2 separate regions of the Homo sapiens genome follow, and region 1 is linked to region 2. A link is a loop called in an ENCODE intact Hi-C map of the cell type or tissue named here. Cell type or tissue: heart right ventricle. All regions are shown on one strand. Each heading gives the region's core, and the rest is flanking DNA. Links, peaks and the distances in the headings are about the cores only.

What was found. Peaks named below come from ENCODE experiments on the same cell type or tissue, not always from the same donor. Only the 100,000 strongest peaks of a DNase experiment are listed, where the experiment ranks them.
Region 1: it touches region 2 in a loop (3-fold over the local background); 58 of 110 quality-filtered maps call a loop at or near these places.

The regions. Positions count from the first base shown.
Region 1 is chr9:92,765,082-92,774,695 of GRCh38, reverse strand. No RefSeq gene overlaps it. Among named protein-coding and RNA genes, the nearest start is that of BICD2, 5.1 kb to the right of the region's middle. RefSeq lists silencers at 8,271-8,320, 9,173-9,614. In heart right ventricle, for the core only: no CTCF peak of the experiment used is centred there; a DNase peak (open chromatin) is centred at 4,075; H3K27ac peaks cover 1,985 bases.
Region 2 is chr9:92,719,777-92,729,262 of GRCh38, reverse strand. It overlaps BICD2 (BICD cargo adaptor 2), which reads left to right. Exons shown (of 7, transcript NM_001003800.2): 2 at 27-239; 3 at 6,455-6,607; 4 at 8,508-8,963. Among named protein-coding and RNA genes, the nearest start is that of BICD2, 40 kb to the left of the region's middle. RefSeq lists enhancers at 1-165, 1-674, 3,324-4,179, 4,180-5,036. In heart right ventricle, for the core only: no CTCF peak of the experiment used is centred there; no DNase peak of the experiment used is centred there.

The DNA of each region.
Region 1 (9,614 bases), core at 2,136-7,135, 48 kb before region 2:
TGCCACATTGAGCAGAGGATGAGCACATCTGTAACAAAGATTGGATTGAGCTGAAGCCACTCATGCATCTCTGGCCAACTGAATATGACTATTTATGCAGAGAAGATGCAAGAGATCCTAGTGGAATCTAACAGCTAGAGTAGACTTGAATGTGGCCTGTGGTTAGAAGGTGCTCCGCTGCCAAATTGCAGATCCATCAGCACAGTGTGGGAGCCTAATTGGCTGTAAGCATAGTCTGACTAATGCTTACATTAGCTGAATGCTAATGTATGAAGTCACAGTGGCAAAACCTAGGAAGCAGGGCTTAAACATAAAATAAGAAGAAAGCAGCCACATATTGCTGAGGAGACAGAGTTCACAAACAAACAAAACAAAAACAATAGTGCACAAGAGGGGGAATTGGAATCCAGAGTTGCTTCAATACATTATCTCAAATGTCAAGTATTCAATAAAACATTATAAGACACACAAAGACCTATCCTCAGGAAAAAGAGAATTCAATAGAAATTGTGTCTGATTGTCCTCAGATATTGGATTTAGCAGACAGAGGCTTCAAAGCAAAGCAGCTATTACAAATAAGTTCAAAAAGTTAAAGAAATCCCTATTTAAATAAGCAAAAGAATGGATTATGGCAATGAATCAACAAACAGAAAACCCCAGTAAAGACAGAGGTTGTGAAAAGTACCCTTCATCCAGTTTCCCACACATTTTCTTCAAAGAAGAAACACAAACGGCAAATAAGCACCTGAAAAGATACTCAATATCAGTTGATCATTAGGGAAATGTAATGATTCCAAACCATACAAATCAAAACCATAATGAGATACCACTTCTCACCCACTGGGACGGTTTTTTTGTTTGTTTGTTTGTTTGTTTTTTTGAGACGGAGTCTCGCTCTATCGCCCAGGCTGGAGTGCAGTGGCACTATCTCCGCTTACTGCAAGCTCCACCTCCCAGGTTCACGTCATTCTCCTGCCTCAGCCTCCCAAGTAGCTGGGACTACAGGCATGCACCACCACACCTGGCTAATTTTTTGTATTTTTAGTAGAGACAGGGTTTCACCATGGTAGCCAGGATGGTCTCGATCTCCTGACCTCGTGATCCACCCGCCTCGGCCTCCCAAAGTGCTGGGATTACAAGCATAAGCCACCGTGCCTGGCTTGGGACAGTTATTTTAAAAATGGAAGTAACAAGTACTGATGAGAATTTGGAGAAATTGGAACCCTTGTGCCTTGCTGGTGGCAATGTAAAATGGTGCGGCTGCTATAAAAAACATGGCGATTCTGCAAAAAGCCAAACAAAATTACTACATGACCCAGCAATTCCACTTCTAGGTACATCCTCAAAAGAATTGAAAGCAGAGCCTCAAGCAGATACTTGTATAGCCATTTTCACAATAGCATTCAAAATAGTCAAAGGGGGCCAGTTGCGGTGGCTCACACCTGTAATCCCAGCACTTTGGGAGGCCGAGGCGGGGGGATCATGAGGTCAGGAGATTGAGACCATCCTGGCTGACATTGTGAAATCCTGTCTCCACTAAAAATACAAAAAATTAGCTGGGTGTGGTGGCAGGTGCCTGTAGTCCCAGTTACTCAGGAGGCTGAGGCAGGAGAATGGTGTGAACCCGGGAGGCAGAGCTTGCAGTGAGCCGAGATTGGGCCACTGCACTCCAGCCTGGGTGACAGAGTGACTCTGTCTCAAAAAAAAAAAAAAAAAAATAGTCGAAGGGGTAGAAACAACCAGCCTATACTAACAGACAAATGGATTAAGAAAATGTGCTACATTCATACAAATGGAACAATATTCAGCCACAAATGGAATGAATTTCTGATACAACATGGCTGAGCCTTGAAAACACTATGCTAAGATGTAACAATCGCTTCTCCTGAACCTGTCTGCGCTGAGCCAACTGCAGCCCCACACAGCATGGAGCTGCAGGGCTGTGAGACACCAGCAGCTCTTTCTCACCTCTCCATGCAAGTGTGCATGTGTGTGTGTGTGCAGACACACACACTCACACACACACTCCGTCTTGCTCCTCTTCCCTGAATTTACCCCCGGGCCACACTCATCCATGATTCCACATCTTTGTGTCTCTGGGGCCTTCTCTCTGGAGCATATTTTCCACGACTGGCAAAAACCTGCTCTCTCGAGATGCAACCCACTGTCACCCATTCTGTGCCATCTTCTGAGTCCTGCAGATGGAGTGTTGCCTCTCCCAGCCTCCCGAGTGCAGCAGAGTCAGCCACTGAAGTCTGTTCTATCTGCAACATGAACCTCCGAGGGCTGGGCTGTGTCCTGCTGCACCCAGGGAAGGCTGGTGGGCAGGGAGCTGGGATCTGGAGTCACATGGACCAGGGTTCAGATCCTGGGCTTCTCCAGTTATACCCTATGATATCTTGGACAAGTCATCCACCTTATTGTGCTCCAGTTTCCTGGTCTATAAAATGAAAACAGTGGTACCTGCTTTGTAACCTGTTTGTGAGGCTTAAGAAAGATAGTGAATATTTGCAATGTGCTAGACATAGGGCTTGGAGCAGGGTAAATGCTCAGCACATATTTTGGGGTCTTCACCACTATCATTGTTCCTGGACTGAACCGAGGGTGGGGCTGCTTGTTCTCCTGGTCCAGTAATGAGATGCAGATGACCTGGGAAAGAAGAGTTTATTTCTGTAAACAGTTACAGGGAGAAGGGCAGGGGCAATTCACCAGACCAACTCAAAGTTACAAAGCTTTTCCAGTGCTTACACACCTTCTAAGCTATATGTCTACTTGCTAGTGTGCACTCATCTAAAGACCCAAGTGATGGATTCCATGTAATCTATAACTAAGGTGTGGGTCAACCGGGCACAGTGGCTTAGGCCTATAATCCCAGCACTTTGGGAGGCTGAGGTGGGTGGATCACCTGAGGTCAGGAGTTCGAGATCAGCCTGACCAATATGGTGAAACCCCGTCTCTACTAAAAATACAAAAATTAGCTAGACGTGGTGGCGTGTGCCTGTAGTCCCAGCTACTCTGGAGGCTGAGATAGTCATTACCCTTATCTTGTCTCCAGCTAAGGTATGGAGGTCTGGGGAATTTCTTTAGACCCCTAATAAAACTTGCTTAATCCTAAACAGGTCCTGGTATGAGGAATGTAAGAATTCCTTCATTGTCTTGACATGTTTCAAGGCCCAGGAGAGGCCCGGGCAAGACTCTTGGAGGGCGTCTGTTACATTCTAGCCATTGTGTATGCGCACTGGCTCTTTCAGCCTTTACTATCTAACCATTCAGTCAGTGCTGAAGCAGTTGTTATGGAGGCCTACCTGTTCAACTGTTAGTGAGACCTGGCCTGCCACATCATCATTACTGTCTAAATTCCTAGCACAGAGGAGTTTATCAAATGCGTGATATCTGGGCCAAAGATCTTTTTTTTTTTCTTTGAGACAGAGTCTTCCTCTGTCGCCCAGGCTGGAGTGCTGGCGAGATCTCAGCTCACTGCAATCTCTGCCTTCCAGGTTCAAGTGATTCTCCTGCCTCAGCCTAGCTGGGAATAGTCCCAGAGTAGCTGGGACTACAGGTGCCCGCCACCACGCCCAGCTCATTTTTGTATTTTAGTAGAGACAGGGCTTCACCATGTTGGCCAGGCTGGCCTTGAACCCCTGACCTCAGGTGATTCACCTGCCTTGGTGTCTCAAAATGCTGGGATTACAGGCGTGAGCCACCATGCCCAACCTGGGCCAAAGATCCTTTGACGTCATACAGCATGAAAGTGTGGGGGCTGCCATGTGACTCACCATGCGGGTGGCCCAAGCCACATACACCTGGCAGGCCATCACCTGTTGGGGAGATGGCTTTACTCCTCAGCCAGTGAGGGGCAGAGAGGAGACAGGGGAAGGTGCTTACGTGGGTAGGCAGAGCTCTCCAGGGAACAGTGAGGAAGGAGGGGAGGCTGAGCTGCCAGAGTGACTACACACCAGGTTAGGTTTGAGCCTGGGCATGTCTGTGTGTGAGGACACTGCCAGCCTTTGCCTGGGCCCCTGGGGAGTCTTTGTTTATGTGCAAAGGCAGAGCAGCTTGGTTGGGAGAACATCACTTCCTGTTTTGTTGCCAGGCCCCAGCTAAGCGGTCCAGTTCTCCTAGAGGGAGCCACCCAGCTGTTCCCTGACACCCCTCAAGCCCCTCTCCCTCCCACCTCTGCTGAGGCCGCCTCCCTTATCTTATGTATCCTGCCTTCCTGGTGGAGGGCGCTTGTGTCCAGGAAGTGGTGCATGGTGAGCCCAGCCTGGTCTGTATCCGCTGAGCCCTGACCCCTAAGGGACCTTGGTTGGTGTCCCTGATATGGGTCCCAAGACTCACTAGGCCTCATCAAAGCTCCTGCCCTCCTAGAGCTAACATTCTAGGGGGACATAAGTGCACAAAGGTGAATATGCACAACATACAGTATGCAACAGAGGGAGGGAAATAGAACCAGGGAAGGGAGTCTGCAGCCTACAGCCGTGAGGGTGTAACCAAAAATAAAATTTGAAGGCACGCCCAACCATCTGAATGAACCTCCTCCTCAGCCAGGGCATTCTAAAATTTAACTTGAAAGACTAACCTGTTCAGGCCATGACATGAAGTGGGGGTTGGACATGCCCAGGGTTTATTTTACATCAACACAAACTTTAAGTCTGATAAGAAACATTTACAGTCTAGTATATCTAAAGCCTGCTATTTAAAGGTTTCATATGCATGATAAAACCTCAGCCTTTACAACCCCTGATGATAAACCAGACATTCCTTTCTACTGATAATAAATAACTTTTTCAACCAATTGCAGTCAGAATATGTTTAAATCTACCTAAGACCTGGAAGACCCCCCACCCCTTGTACACTTCAAGTTGTCCCGCCCTTCTAGATGGAACCAATGTAAATCTTACATGTATTGATTGATGTATCACTGTTACTGGAAAGGGGTTCTGATCCAGACCCCAAAAGAGGGTTCCTGGACTTCGTGCAAAAAAGAATTCTGGGTGACTCCATAGAGTAAAGTGAAAGCAAGTTTATTAGGAAAGTAAAGGAATAAAGAGTGGCTACTCCATAGGCAGAGCAGCATCATGGGCTGCTTGACTAAGGATACTTATAGTCATTTCTTGATGATATGCTAAAGAAGGGTGGATTATTCATGAGTTTTCTGGGGAAGTGGTAGGCACTTTGCAGAACTGAGGGTTCATCCCCTTGTTAGACCATATAGGGTAACTTCCTGACATTGGCATGGCATTTGTAAACTGTCACGGCGCTGGTGTGAGTGTCTTAGCATGCTAATGCATTATAACTAGCACATTATGAGCAGTGAGAATGACTAGAGGTCACTTTTATTGCCATCTTGGTTTTGGTGGGTTTTGTCTGCCTTCTTTTTTTTTTTTGAGGCAGAGTCTCGTTCTGTCACCCAGGCTGGAGTGTGGTGGCGTGATCTTGGCTCACTGCAAACTCTGCCTCTCGGGTTCAAGCAATTCTCCTGCCTCAGCCTCCCGAGTAGCTGGGATTACAGGCACCCGCCACCACTCCCGGCTAATTTTTGTATTTTTTTAGTAGAGACGGGGTTTCACCATGGTGGCCAGGTTGGTCTCGCATTCCTGACCTCAGGTCATCTGCCCGCCTCAGCCTCCCAAAGTGCTCGGATTAAAGGCGTGAGCCACCGTGCCCAGCCTTGTCTGGCTTCTTTACTGCAACCTGTTTTATCAGCACGGTCTTTGTGACCTTTATCTTGTGCCAACCTCCTATCTCATCCTGTGAGTTAGAATGCCTAACTTCCTGGGAATGCTGCCCAGTAGGTCTCAGCCTTATTTTACTCAGCCCCTATTTGAGATGGAGTTGCTCTGGTTCAAATGTCTCTGACATTATGTCTCCCAAAAATGTATAAAAGCAAGCTGTACCTTGACCACCTTGGGCACATGTCATTAGGATCTCCTAAGGCTGTGTCATGGATGCATCCTTAACCTTGGCAAAATAAACTTTCTGAGTTGATTAAGATTTGTCTCAGATACTTTTTGGTTTACAAGAGCTACACAAGAGGAGAGGGGAAGGAAGAGGTTGAGGAAGGGCCACACTTGAGCGTGCAGGGCCTTGGAGGTAGCTGTGATGATGGGGCTTTGACTTTGGTTGGGTTTTGAGCAGAGTGGGAATGGGACCTGACTTGGGTCTAAGGAAACTCTTGGCTGCCCTGCTGTGAGAGAAGCCTAGGGGAAGGAGGAGGCAAGGAGGCAGTGAGAGGGTGACGGTAATGGTCCAGGTGATAGGGACTGGGGCAGAGAAATTCCAGGTAGAAAAGGGCGGGTCCCTGGTGAAGCCTCACCGTCAAGCTGAAAGGCCTGAAACCGCAGCCCAAAATAAGAACTTATATCCCTGTTTCCCACTCAAATGTCGCTGTTTCCTAAACTACCCATGGCCCCGCCCTGCCCCATCCTTTGCCTATAAGGACCCCAGGCTCAGCCAGCAGACAGGAGAAGCAGCTGGATGTCGGGGACTATGGCTGGATGTTGGAGAGAAGCGGCTTGACTTCAGAGTGACAGCTTGATGGTGTAACTTTGGAGAAGAGTCTGGCCAGAGACAGAGAGACTTGAGGAGAAGAAGGTGGCATCATTTCTACCCCTCAGGGTATTGTGAAGATTGAATGAGAAGATGTATGTCACGTACCTGGCAATGTTGGGAACACATGCAGAGCTCAGTAAGAGGTGGCTCATTATCTGCTGCCAGGATCACCCTGCTTCTCTTATCTTTGCAAGCCCCCTATTCCTGCAGCCTTGGGCTGGCCAGTTCCTGTGCATCCTCTGGGTCTCCCTCAGGTGTCTTCTCAGGGAAGCCTTTCCCGATCCACCCCACCCCATCACACATTGCCACTCGCACCCAGAGCTGTCCCTCCTGCCAGAAGGAAGACCACAAGGGTAGTGACAGACCCTCTGCCCCCAGCACCTAGGAGAGTCCCTACCTGTAACAGAATGTTCCTGAAACCTTCCCTGGCCTCCCTTCCACCACCACCTGTTTCCAAGTTCAAAGCGCCATGGTCAGTCCCTGCGTGGGACTCCCATGGTCTTTCTCCCTCCCTCCTCAGACCTGCCCCACAGCAAGGTATGGCGGGGGGTGGGGAGGTTCGAGTCAGATCAGCCTGGATCAGGTGCAGGTGTTGCCCTGAGGCTGTGTGACCTTGGGCAAGTCACTGTGGGGCATCAGTCCCTCCCTTGCTAAGTACACACTCAAACAAGTCTTGTTCCTTCTTTACACTGGGAGCTCTCCCACTTACAGTTAACAATTTGCCCAGCCCAAGACAGTCCCAGGTAAGCCAGGAAGGTTGGTCTTCCTATTCCTACTACAACTGAACTCCTTAAAATTAGTTAATTTCACAAGCCAATCTATGACACATTCTCCTCAGACAAACAAAACACTAAAAAGAATCAGGGCTCCTTGGGGAAATGACTGATTTCAGGTCTGGGACATGGAGAGCACAAGATGATCTTGGAACAATTTGCATCAGACATCAAGGAAGTAATAACAATAATAACAAATTACGATGTTTTGAAGACATGGAGCCAGCTTGGAGGAGCTCCCACGGGCCAAATCTGCTACCATTTGAGCATCAAAGCAAGTAAGGAAAGTAATGGATTGTAACCCACGGAGTAAAATAAGAATCCATGGATCCATACTGCTAATGAATGAGAGAGAAGGGAATAGATGAGAAGGTATAGGTGCCTCACAGTACAAAGGCAACTCATAAATGGAGAAGGACTAATGGAAATAGAAAAGCAGCCAGTATGGCTGGTCGCGGTCGCTCACGCCTGTAATCTTAACACTTTGGGAGGCCGAGGCAGGCAGATCACGAGGTCAAGAGATCGAGACCATCCTGGCCAACATGGTGAAACCCACTCTCTACTAAAAAAAAAAAAAAAAAAAAAAAAATTAGCTGGGCATGGTGGCATGCGCCTGTAGTCCCAGCTACTCGGGAGGCTGAGGCAGAATCACTTGAACCCGGGAAGCAGAGGTTGCAGTGAGCCGAAATTGCATCTCTGCCCTCCAGCCTGGGGACAGAGCGAGACTCTGTCTCAAAAAAAAAAAAAAAAAAAAAAAAAAAAAAGCAGACAGTATGGTAATAATTATTTCAGGCAAGAAGTAGTCATGAATGCCAAAACCAGTGGGTCAAGGTTTGAGGAGTCATAGGCTATATCTATGGTTGCAAAGTCTTCACTCATGACACTAATTACCAAAGAAAAACCCAGCATCAATCAGAGAAATGCAAATCGACATCACATACCTCCCGGCTGGTGCTCTGAAAACTCAGCAACACCTCAGTGACAGTCCTGCCAGAAACGCATCACCTCATCACCCCATGAGCATATACCAGTGTGCACTGCACTCCTCAGAAAGGTCAATCAAAGGAGACTCAGGAAACCTGACGACTGAATGCAACTGGATCCTGGACCACAAAAACAATACTGAAACTCTCCAGTATGGTGTTGGGCCCTCGTGCAATTAGAGTGTGGACTGTGCATTAGATAGTGTCAGTACCCTGTGTGCTGTGATTTCTGCTGTCATGGCTTCTTTCTAATTTGGTCTTGAGGGAGAGTGACCATAAGCCAAGATAGCCACTCTCTAGGAGAACCGAATGGGTGTGGGGTTCAGGTGAGATACAATGAGAAAGTAAAATTAAAAGGTACAAAACAGAAGGAATTTATTATTCTTAGGTTCCGGAGAGGTTAGGGATGCCTAAGAGAGGCGGACAAGCAGATGGAGAGGGGCAGTGAGAGACGGTGGGAAGGAAGGGACTATGGCTGTGCTAGGGTCCATGGAAATCATCCTTTAGGATTTCCCTTGGGGCCTGTGGACTGGCTAAAGAAAATACGAGGGAAGGGTGAACTCATCTGCACTGATACTGGCCATTAGGTGCTATGGCGGTCAGCGGCTGTGGGGTGTGTTGCGCTTTAGGTCAATGAGATAAAGAATAAACGAGTTATCTCACACACCACCATATACGGAGAAGTGTTACCTACGCCAAGGCGAAGGGTACGACTGGCTTTCAAACAACTTAAGTCAGGCCTAAAAATAGATGCGGAGACAACAATTATATTTACCACGTTTATGACCCTGTATTAATGGAAATGTCTTTATTCCCAAGAAATAGACCTTGAAGGACTGAGGGGCGGTGCTGAGGTTCCCGCTGGCCCCTGGGCGCCCCCTGCTGGCCCGTCCTCCTCCCGCCCCCAGACGTCTGCACAGAGCATGCGTCACACCGTCCACGGGTTTCCAGCAGCAGCCGTTCACCCGCGCTCTCGGATGCGCTTCTAGCTCGTGGCCTCCCGGGCTCTGTCCGCGTTGTTCGTCCCACGGTCGGGAGCCCAGTCCTGCCGCCCCGCACCCGCCTCCCCCTGGGGGTTCTCCCGGCAGCCGTCTTGCCACCCCGCGTGGCCGCCGGCTGCCAGAGGCACAGGGGAGCGCGAGGCCCGGCGACCGAGCAGTGTCCCCGGCTCTGAGTGTGGGGAAGGCCGCGGGGCCGCGCCCACTCGACCGCCGTCCAGGGGACTGCAAGGCGCCGGTACATCCGGCTCGACGCTGGCGGCGCAGGCCAATCACGGACGGGGACGGGTGGGCGCGGGGCTGGACGG
Region 2 (9,486 bases), core at 4,374-9,373:
CACGAGTGTCTTGTCTTCTGATGCAGGCCTTTGGACAAGCACACACAAACCACAAGAAGGTGGCTGCTGACGGAGAGAGCCGGGAGGAGAGCCTGATCCAGGAGTCGGCCTCCAAGGAGCAGTACTACGTGCGGAAGGTGCTAGAGCTGCAGACGGAGCTGAAGCAGTTGCGCAATGTCCTCACCAACACGCAGTCGGAGAATGAGCGCCTGGCCTCTGTGGCCCAGGAGCTGAAGGAGGTGAGGGGGTGAGGAGGGGCCTAGTCTGTGGCTGCAGCAGTGCCACCAGTGTCACATAGCAGGTGTGCCTGGTGGGTGGCTGGGCTGGGCTGGCCTCTGGGGACGCTGCAGCTGGCTGGTCTGTCTTGCTTTCCTGGTCTCATCCTCCACTGCACTCCACTGCCACTGTCCTCCACGTGGCAGAAGGGAGAGAGATGGACCCACAAGTTCCACTGCCTCTGGCTTGCTTCTGTCTCACTCATGAAGCGAGTCCCATGAGCAAGTCCAGAGCAGAGGAGTGGTCAGTCAGGGAGGGGTGCAGTTAGCCCCTTGTGGAGGCTAAGGGCTGATGCCCATGGGGCACTCCTCGTCATTGGACTCCCCCCTGCCCTGGGAATGTTTTGTGTCACTCAGGGCCTGCACTGTGCCCAGCTGTAATAAGAACACAAACCCCAAATATTCCATGGAGACTCGAGGTAGGGTGTGCGTGTCTGAGAATTAGGGGTGGAGACCACCGCCAGTAGCCCCAGCTGCCACACCCCTGCCTTGTTCACAGCAGAGTGCCCGCAGGGAGGGTCTGGGTGGGTGGTCCCTGGCACCAGAGCCTGTTGGAGTCCTGGGTACCCATGGACAGCCATTGGTACATGGCACAGGCTCTACATCTGGAAATGGGACTGTGGTGTCCGTCCATGAATCCGTCCAAGTCCGTGCATGACTTGTGAACATGAAGTCAGAGGAACCAGCTTGGCTCTTGGGCCCTGATAGGGGCAAAGGCCACAGGACCAGCTGCTCATGGCCCTGACACTAAGGCCCTGGAGTTGTGGAGGACTGGGGAGCCCAGGGGAACGATGTGGCCAAAGCAGGATTTGGGAAGGTTGCTGTGGTGCCTGGAACCTGTGTAGTTTGAGCCCAGCAGGAGGAGGAGAGCCAGGAGTCTCCATCCACTGGGGCAGGTGGGAGGAGAGTCTCGCTGGCTTGAACAGGAGGCTCAGGGAAGGTTGAGTGAGCACCTGAGTGTCTTTTCTCACTGACTGGCACATATTTTAATTGAGCCCTGCCAGGGCCTCGGTGTCTGTGGAACCTGAGGAAACAGTGTGAGCAAAGCCTCATTCTCCTAGAAGGCATGTGGCAGATATCAGGGGAGAGCAGTACCCCGTGCCTGTCCCTGGGGCAGGGGCATGTTCACTGTGGTGCTGAGCCAAGGGCAGGAGGAGTGTCAGGAGAGTCCTGCAGGCCTGGGTGGGGCCCTGAAGGAGGCAGGGTCCAGCTTGGGTTTGGTGGCTACACGGGGAGTGGGCTGTGGGGACAAAAGTGAGGCTGAGACGACTGTCTTGGGGGCAAGAGGGGCCAGTGCCTTCTGAGGAAGGATGAGGCCCCATCACCAAGATGGAGGTGGGATGGTCCCTGGGGACTGCAAGTGGAGCTGGAAGTTGGCACGTGAGCTGCAGTCCTCCTGGCCGTGGCCTTTGAGGGTCAGCCCCAGGTTCTCATTGGGAATGGCTGGAGGAGTGGAGCATGGGTCGGTTGAGAATGGGCTGATACTGGCTTTGCCTTTCACTGAGCCTTGGGGCCTGGGCAAGGCCTTATCTTTAGTCCTGGCCTCAGTTTCCCCATCTGTAAACCGGCAGTCTCTGAAGCCCGTTGTAGAGGATGCCCCACAGGTCTTTCACCCCACATTGTGGGAGCACTTATGGACCCTTGTTCCTGACACAGGAGCACCACCCTCTGCAGCAGATAATCTTACGGGAGGTCAGCAGGGCATAGGCCCTGAGGGTATGCAGTGATTAGGGCTGCTGCTGTTGGCTTAGCATTCCAGTACTGAAGGATGCTGCCCTCGGGGTCAGCAGCGGAGTGAGGGGTCAGAGATCGCTGAGGCCCTAGGGGCCCAGGGAGGAGCTTGGCTTAGACTCAGGGTGGGGAGTCTCAGATCCTGAAGCGGCAGTACATGATCTCATTTCCTCTCACAAGGAGCCCTCTGGTCGGTGGGAGGAGGGGCTGTGTGTATGGAGAGATGTATCCTTGGCTGCCCCAGCTGCCATCTGTCTGGCCCGTCTATTCCTGAAAAGCGTGTGCAGGTGCTGTCTCCCCAGCCCAGCACATTCTGCCCCTTCTCTCTTCCAAGAGGCCTATCTCTGGTGGCAGAGGCCAAAGAGGGCTGGGTGACCCTGCTGGCTTCAGGTAAGACTGGAAATGAGCACAGCAAGTTAAAGATGCTGCAGGTCTTGTGGGGAAGAGAGGATTTCTGTGGTTCCTGTTTGTGCTTCAGGAGGAAATCCTGAGACTCCCTGCACACCCCTCAGCCTTCCCTGTCTCTCCTGAGGGTCCCCACCTTGGTCCCTGGGTCTGCTGTGTCCCCCATGACTGTGTCCCTGCCCTGGGTTGCTGCAGAGCTGTGGGAACCATCCCAGGTCTTCGCCTTGGGTACCTGGTTCGGGTGGAGCATCTCTAGGACTGACCTTGTCTCACCACCACCAGTCCCAGTCATGCATAGCTCTTGTCTTCTGCTGCCTGCTGTTCTGCTGGTCTGAGCCACTGTGCCAAGCTTCTCTGTGCCCACCCCCAGCGTGGCTTTCCCCAGTCACTGCCCAAGGCTCACACCCCATGGGTCAGAAAGGGTACATTTGACGATAAAACAGCCTTCATTGTATCCTTTGACCCACCACCCTGCTACCCACAACAGCCCCTCCCCTTTTTTCCTCCCTTGGGTCAACTGGTTGTCTGTCCCCCTCCACACCCCAACACACCATGAGGACCTGTGAAGCTTTACAGTAACAAACATATTTGGCATGTGTTGGACAGTTCTGATTGCCTCAGACCTGGTCCTTCTGGTGACCCTACTGGTATCTCGTCAGATGTGAAGAAACAGAGGTTTGCAAGGTTCCATCATGTGCCTAAGGTGTCCTGGCTGGTAGGGGGTGAGGTGCTTCTCAGATCCTGACTCTAACCGCTGTGTATGTGTGGGCCCTACATGTGGGCAGCCCCTCCAGCTTCTCTCCTGCTAGTGAGAGCATCTTTCCTGCCTGGGCCCCTGGGAGGTGGGTAAGCTTCTGAGGACTGGCCTGGATTGGGCCTTGGTGGGGATGTGGCTCCATTTCCCAGATGGGGAATCAGAGGCCCAGAGAGCCACAGGAGGCCTGGGGTCAGAGCTGGGTCTCATACACACACCAAGATCTTTCTTCATATTTGCCCCAAGAAGGAGTAGGGTGAAGGGGCTGGCCTAGGCCATCAAGGCAGAGATGAGAGTTTCCTGGTGTTGAGGTTGTCTGGTGGGGACAGGAGAGAGGGCAGCCGACCCCCTGCACAGTGGCTCCTTGAAACAGGCAATTGTCACACCCTGCTTGCTGATGAGCAGTCTGAGGTGTGGGGATCCCACAAAGGGGAGTTGAGATGGGACCCTGGTGGTCAGCTACAGGCCTGTGCTCCCACCTCCTTCATTTGGGCTGCCCAGTCACACGCAGCAGAGCTTGTCCCCTGTACTTCTTTGGGCTGACATCAGACAGGCTCACTGGGAGAAGGTGCTTACTTGAGGGAAAACTAAACCCCATGGCGACCAGTCAGCCTGTTTGAGCCCTTGGCAATTGGCCGTGTGCTGGATGGAGGTGCTAGGTGGCAGGCCACATGAGCCTGGCTGCCTACGCCCAGTAGTGTGGGCATGGAAGCACAGTGTTTGCGTCCTACTACAGCATCAGCAGAGATGGTGCCATCATCACCCATGACATGGTATGGCCAGGCCAGCATTTGACCTGGGTGTGCCTCTGTGTTCTGGGTTTGGCAGTGGTGCAAGGACAGAACTCCTAGTACACCTTGCCTGGGCCAGGTGATGAAGGACCCTGAGGACTCACATGAGCACTGCCAAGGGAACAGCAGTCTCGTGTGTGCCTCTGGGGGACCCTAATGGTATGAGGCATCTGGCCAGGCTCTCTGCTTCAGTCTTTAGTTGGGCATGTCACTATCTCCCTGCCCAGGCACATGGAAGCTTCTGGGCTCTCACTTCCCACTGCCTGGAGCACCTTCTAGGTTTGTTGATCTTGACTGGCAGGCCTGGGAGAGTTGGTGGGACTCAGACCTTCCCCTCAGCTTCCACTCCGCCTGAGGAGCCGGCTGGGTGGCCGCGTTGAATCAAGTGGCACATGTTTGCACACCTGCTGCAGACCACTTGCTTGCCAGTTAGCAAGGAAAAAGCAGGAACTGGGCAAACCTTTCTGGCAGAGAGGTACCCAAGTCTCCAGCTGGGGTGTGGAGAGCCTGGGTGTGACTTGGCTTGTGCAGCTCCCCTAAGCACACTCCTGGGGGGTGCTGCACTCTCACTAGCAGGAGAGAGGCTGGAGAGCCTGCCCACTCCCTATCCACCCCCCGTGTAGCCACTGTGGGGCCCGGCCCTGGTGATGGCTGTGCTGGTGCTGCTTTCTCCCGCTTCGTCCCAGCATGCACCTCGCTCACTTTCTCCTCTGGTACAAGGCTTTGCCAGGCCTTCTCTTCCTCCCTGTGTGGTATCTCTGTTTCTTTTGGTGTCAGCTTTCTGTCACTTCCTTGGGTCACTTATAATGAGAGGGCCATGTCTGCGTCCATTTGCTGTAGGTTTTAAATGTAATCTTCATTGTAAATAGTAAGCATTTGTCAGTAGTACTTGCTGTATATTGTTGACTCTCCTCCCCTCTCTGTTGCATTCCTTTTTTCCTTTGTTTTGGGAGGGATGTCCTATTTCATTTTGCCAGTATGATCGTTTTGTGTGTACTTGCATGGGATCTTGGAATCTTGTCTATAAAGTATGTTCCATTCAGATGAGTGCACACATGTGACCAGGAGAAACCATAGCATAAGCCAAGAGAACAGTGTGAGAGGTGGGCGAAGCTATGGGGCCCGCAAGATGGACAGGGCTTCTGGCCGAGAGTCCAAGAGGGCTTTGGAGCAGGGGTGGTGATGGTCTGGGGAGCCAGGCCTTTGCAGATACACAGGGAGGCAGCTGGGTCAGCAGAGTACAGGGAGGGGATAGAGAGTTTGTCAAGGGGATGATTTTGCCCCTGGGGGACATTGGCAACGTCTGGAGAGATTTTTCAGTTGTCACAATGGAGGAGGCAGCCGTGTCTGGTGGCCAGAGGTCAGGGAGCTGCTAGACATATGATGTACAGGCCGGCTCCCACCACAAAGAAGAAACGTCCCTGAATGTTGCTAGGGCTGCGGCTGAGGGGCCCAGGTCCCTGGCACATGGCAGCAAGTTGGAAATTCTGTCTTGATTGCATCCTGTTTGCCCCAACCCTGCACTAGCCTCTCCCATGACATCTCTTGGCTCCTTATGGGCAACTTAGAGCCTGAACTAATTTTTAACAGCTTTATTCAGGTGATTTACATCTCATATAGTTCACCCACATAAGGTGTACAACTCAGTGTATTTTATGATAGTCACATATATGTGCCCCATTCCACAATCTTAGAACAGTTCATTGCTCCAAAAAGAAAACCCATTTCAGTCACTCCCCATCCCCCTCCCCAGCTCCTGGCAGCCACTAACCTACTTTGTGTCTCTATGAATTTGCCTATTCTGGATATTTCATGGAAATGGAATCATATAATGCATGGCCTCTCGTGACAGGCCTTCTTTCACTCAGCAGAATGTGTTCACGGGTCATTCATGTTGTAGCATGTGTCAGTACGTCATTCCTTATTGTGGCTGAACAACATTCCATTGTGTGGAGAGACCACATTTTGTTTATTCATTCATCAGTCAATGGGCACTTGGGCTGCTTCCACCTTTTGGCAAAATGAACGCTGCTGCTGTGAACATGTGTGGACCGGTTTCTGTGTGGGCATGTGTACATTTCTCTGGGGTAGACCCTCTGTGTTTAACAGTTGCAGCACCTGCAGGCTGTTTGCCAGAGCACTATACCATTTATATGCCCACCTGCGCACTACTGTGTACATGCCCAATAATAGAAGGCAGGAACTACTTTTAACCCCATTTTAATTTAAAGATGAAGAAACCAAGGGTCGGAGCAGGCAGTCACGGGTTCCCAGGTGAGAAGGGCTGAGGGAATTTACTCTGGAACCTCTGCAGTCCGCTGTGCACTCTGGCATACTGCTCTGGGCTCCCTCTCCTCTCCAGGCAGTCACACTGGCACCTGCAGGCCAGGGCTCTTGAGTTCTGGCTGTATGGCTGGCCATGGCGTGCCTGGCTGCACTGAGCCCCTCTCGTGCCCTGTGGAGGCTGCTCATACCTGCCTTTCCCTCTCCCCCAACAGATCAACCAGAATGTGGAGATCCAGCGTGGCCGCCTGCGGGATGACATCAAGGAGTACAAATTCCGGGAAGCTCGTCTGCTGCAGGACTACTCGGAACTGGAGGAGGAGAACATCAGCCTGCAGAAGCAAGTGTCTGTGCTCAGACAGAACCAGGTGAGTCTTGGGCCTGTGGGGTGGAGGTGGCACGTGGGTTAACTGGGCCTTGAGGACCTCTTGCTCAGCCCCTCTCCCTGTTGGGAAGGGGTTCCTGTCTTATTCCACACACCCGAGGCCCAGGGCCAGCTTTACCACTGTGGAGGCAGGGGTATACTTGGTGGGACCCAGACTCTCCAAAAGATGAAACTCTGGCTGCAGTGTTTGCTGACATTGGCCAGGCTGAGGTGTCCCAGCCAACAAAAATGAAAACAAAAATCTGAGAGGTAATGAAGAGGTTACACCAGAAAACCCCAGATTGGACTTTGAGACTCCCCCATCAGGTGCTGACCATGAGGCCTGCAATATTCCTGTGTCTCTGCCTGTGACAGGGACAAGGAAGGTCCTCTCTGTCTGTGACGGGGATGAACAGGAACCCCTCTGTCTCTAATGGGGTCTCAGAGGGACCCCTGACAGGGACGAGTAGGGTCTCTGCCTGTGACAGAGATGAATAAGGAGGGTCCCTTCTCTTTGTGATGTGACTAAATTGTCATGTGCTCTGCTGTTCTGCCACTCAAGGCCTGAACTTGCTCTTCTCTCTGCAAGAGCCACACTCCTGCATGGTGGGGAATGGGAGTCTTTTCTCTCCCAAAACTTTCCCCAGAATGCCATGGATGTCTTCCTTGCTTTCCTCAAATCCTCTACCACCAAAATCCTCTGAGTCTCACCATCAGGGAATGTGGTATTTATGCCCGGAGGAGGAAGCTCATGTGTTTATGCAGAGCTCCTAGCCTGGTCCTTCTGTGACAGCTCGAGCTCATTAACAGTCTTAGCCACTGTCTACATTGTAAGTACCATTTGGTCATTGGTGCTGCTGTTGGCAGAGCCCAGCGCATGGTGGCCTTAGGAGAAGGGAAACTGAGGCTTGAGGCGACCCTGTCCTCAGGTTGGCGCTTAGTGGAGTCTGACTCTCTCTCCCTCTCTGGGATTCCTCACCTCCGCATTTGTGGTGCTGGGACTGAGGGCTCCATGCCCACCTCCTGTGAGCACACCTTGGATGTGGTAATGGGTGTCCCTTCCGACCCAAGACCCACAGAGATGTGCTCAGCACTTCCTGTTACTGGTTTGTTTCTTATTTTTTTCTCCAAATATTACAGAAAAATAAGAAATAGTTTTAGCAATTGCCCACAAATTCTGAGCCTCCACATCAGGCATCAGTTTCTATCTGCTTTTTCCTTGCCCACCTGCAGATACAATTTTCATGTAGACAAGACTTTGATGTTGCTTTTCCCACCTACCTTCGAGCTCCTCCAGGTCTGGGTGTCATGTGCATGTGGAGGTTTAGTGGTTGAGATGTTCTGCCTTGCGGGGAGTTTCTGTTCCTTCATTTTGAACTATGATTAGAAGTCATGATCATAGCACACATTGAAATATATTTTTATGTATCTTAAGATATTTAGTTAACTGTTAATGTTAATTAAATAACTTTATAGAATTTTTAATCAGCATGCACTTGGTAATATTTGTGAATGACTTAATACAAGGTTGGCAGCCTTCTATGGATGGATGTGTGTTGTTCTTGGTGCATCTCCACACGTACAGTCCTGGCTTGGGGCCACCTCAGACATTTGTGCTCCCCTTGCTGTGTCTGCTGGTCCCAGCGGTGGGTGGGCTGGGCTGAGCATTTCATTGCATTCGCATCTCATGCCCTGGAACCTTCTTAGCATCCACATCTCTGAGCAGAGGAAGCAGTCTTGGCCTGGACGGGCTGCCACCCTTCCCAGGATGGCACCTCACCTGGCGCTTCATCTTTTGCTTCATAGTGGCCGGAGTTGGTGTGCTGGTGTGTTTTCTTCATTTATGGGGCCTGAAAGGAGCTTCCACATTGCATTGATGCAAGAGCGTTGACTTCTCTTCCCAGGTGGAGTTTGAGGGCCTCAAGCATGAGATCAAGCGTCTGGAGGAGGAGACCGAGTACCTCAACAGCCAGCTGGAGGATGCCATCCGCCTCAAGGAGATCTCAGAGCGGCAGCTGGAGGAGGCGCTGGAGACCCTGAAGACGGAGCGCGAACAGAAGAACAGCCTGCGCAAGGAGCTGTCACACTACATGAGCATCAATGACTCCTTCTACACCAGCCACCTGCATGTCTCGCTGGATGGCCTCAAGTTCAGTGACGATGCTGCCGAGCCCAACAACGATGCCGAGGCCCTGGTCAATGGCTTTGAGCACGGCGGCCTGGCCAAGCTGCCACTGGACAACAAGACCTCCACGCCCAAGAAGGAGGGCCTCGCACCGCCCTCCCCCAGCCTCGTCTCCGACCTACTCAGTGAGCTCAACATCTCTGAGATCCAGAAGCTGAAGCAGCAGCTGATGCAGGTGAGCAGGCAGTGGGGCCTTCGGCACGCTGTCCCCACTCCAGGTCTGCAGGGCTCCCCGAGCAGTGCTTACCTGACACTCTGCTGATGTTAACTTTCCCTTTTCCTTACGTTGATTTTATCTCCTGCATCATTACGGTAAATGGAACTCCAGGAGCACACATAGAGGAGTCTCAGAGAAGTGGTTTCCTGGCACTGCAGCACCCACATTGCTCCCCTGTTAACTACGTGGTGTCAGGGTGAAGTGATGAGACACTGGCCCACATGTGATCCCTGCACGCAGGCCAGGTGTCAGGGGCCCACCATGGTCATGCTTGGGCTCATCCCCTGGGACATGGATCCCTGTTGATCCAAGGCAACAGAGTCCTGTCCTCCGAAGCAGAGGGCTAGGGTGCTAATATTCCCGACTACACACCCAGCCAGCCTAGAGCTCCACTTTCTTAGCCCAGATCCCCTGTAGCATGGTTGGGGAAAGAGCCTGCGTTGAGGGTGACCACCATTACTGGTGACGGTTAGTGTTCTGA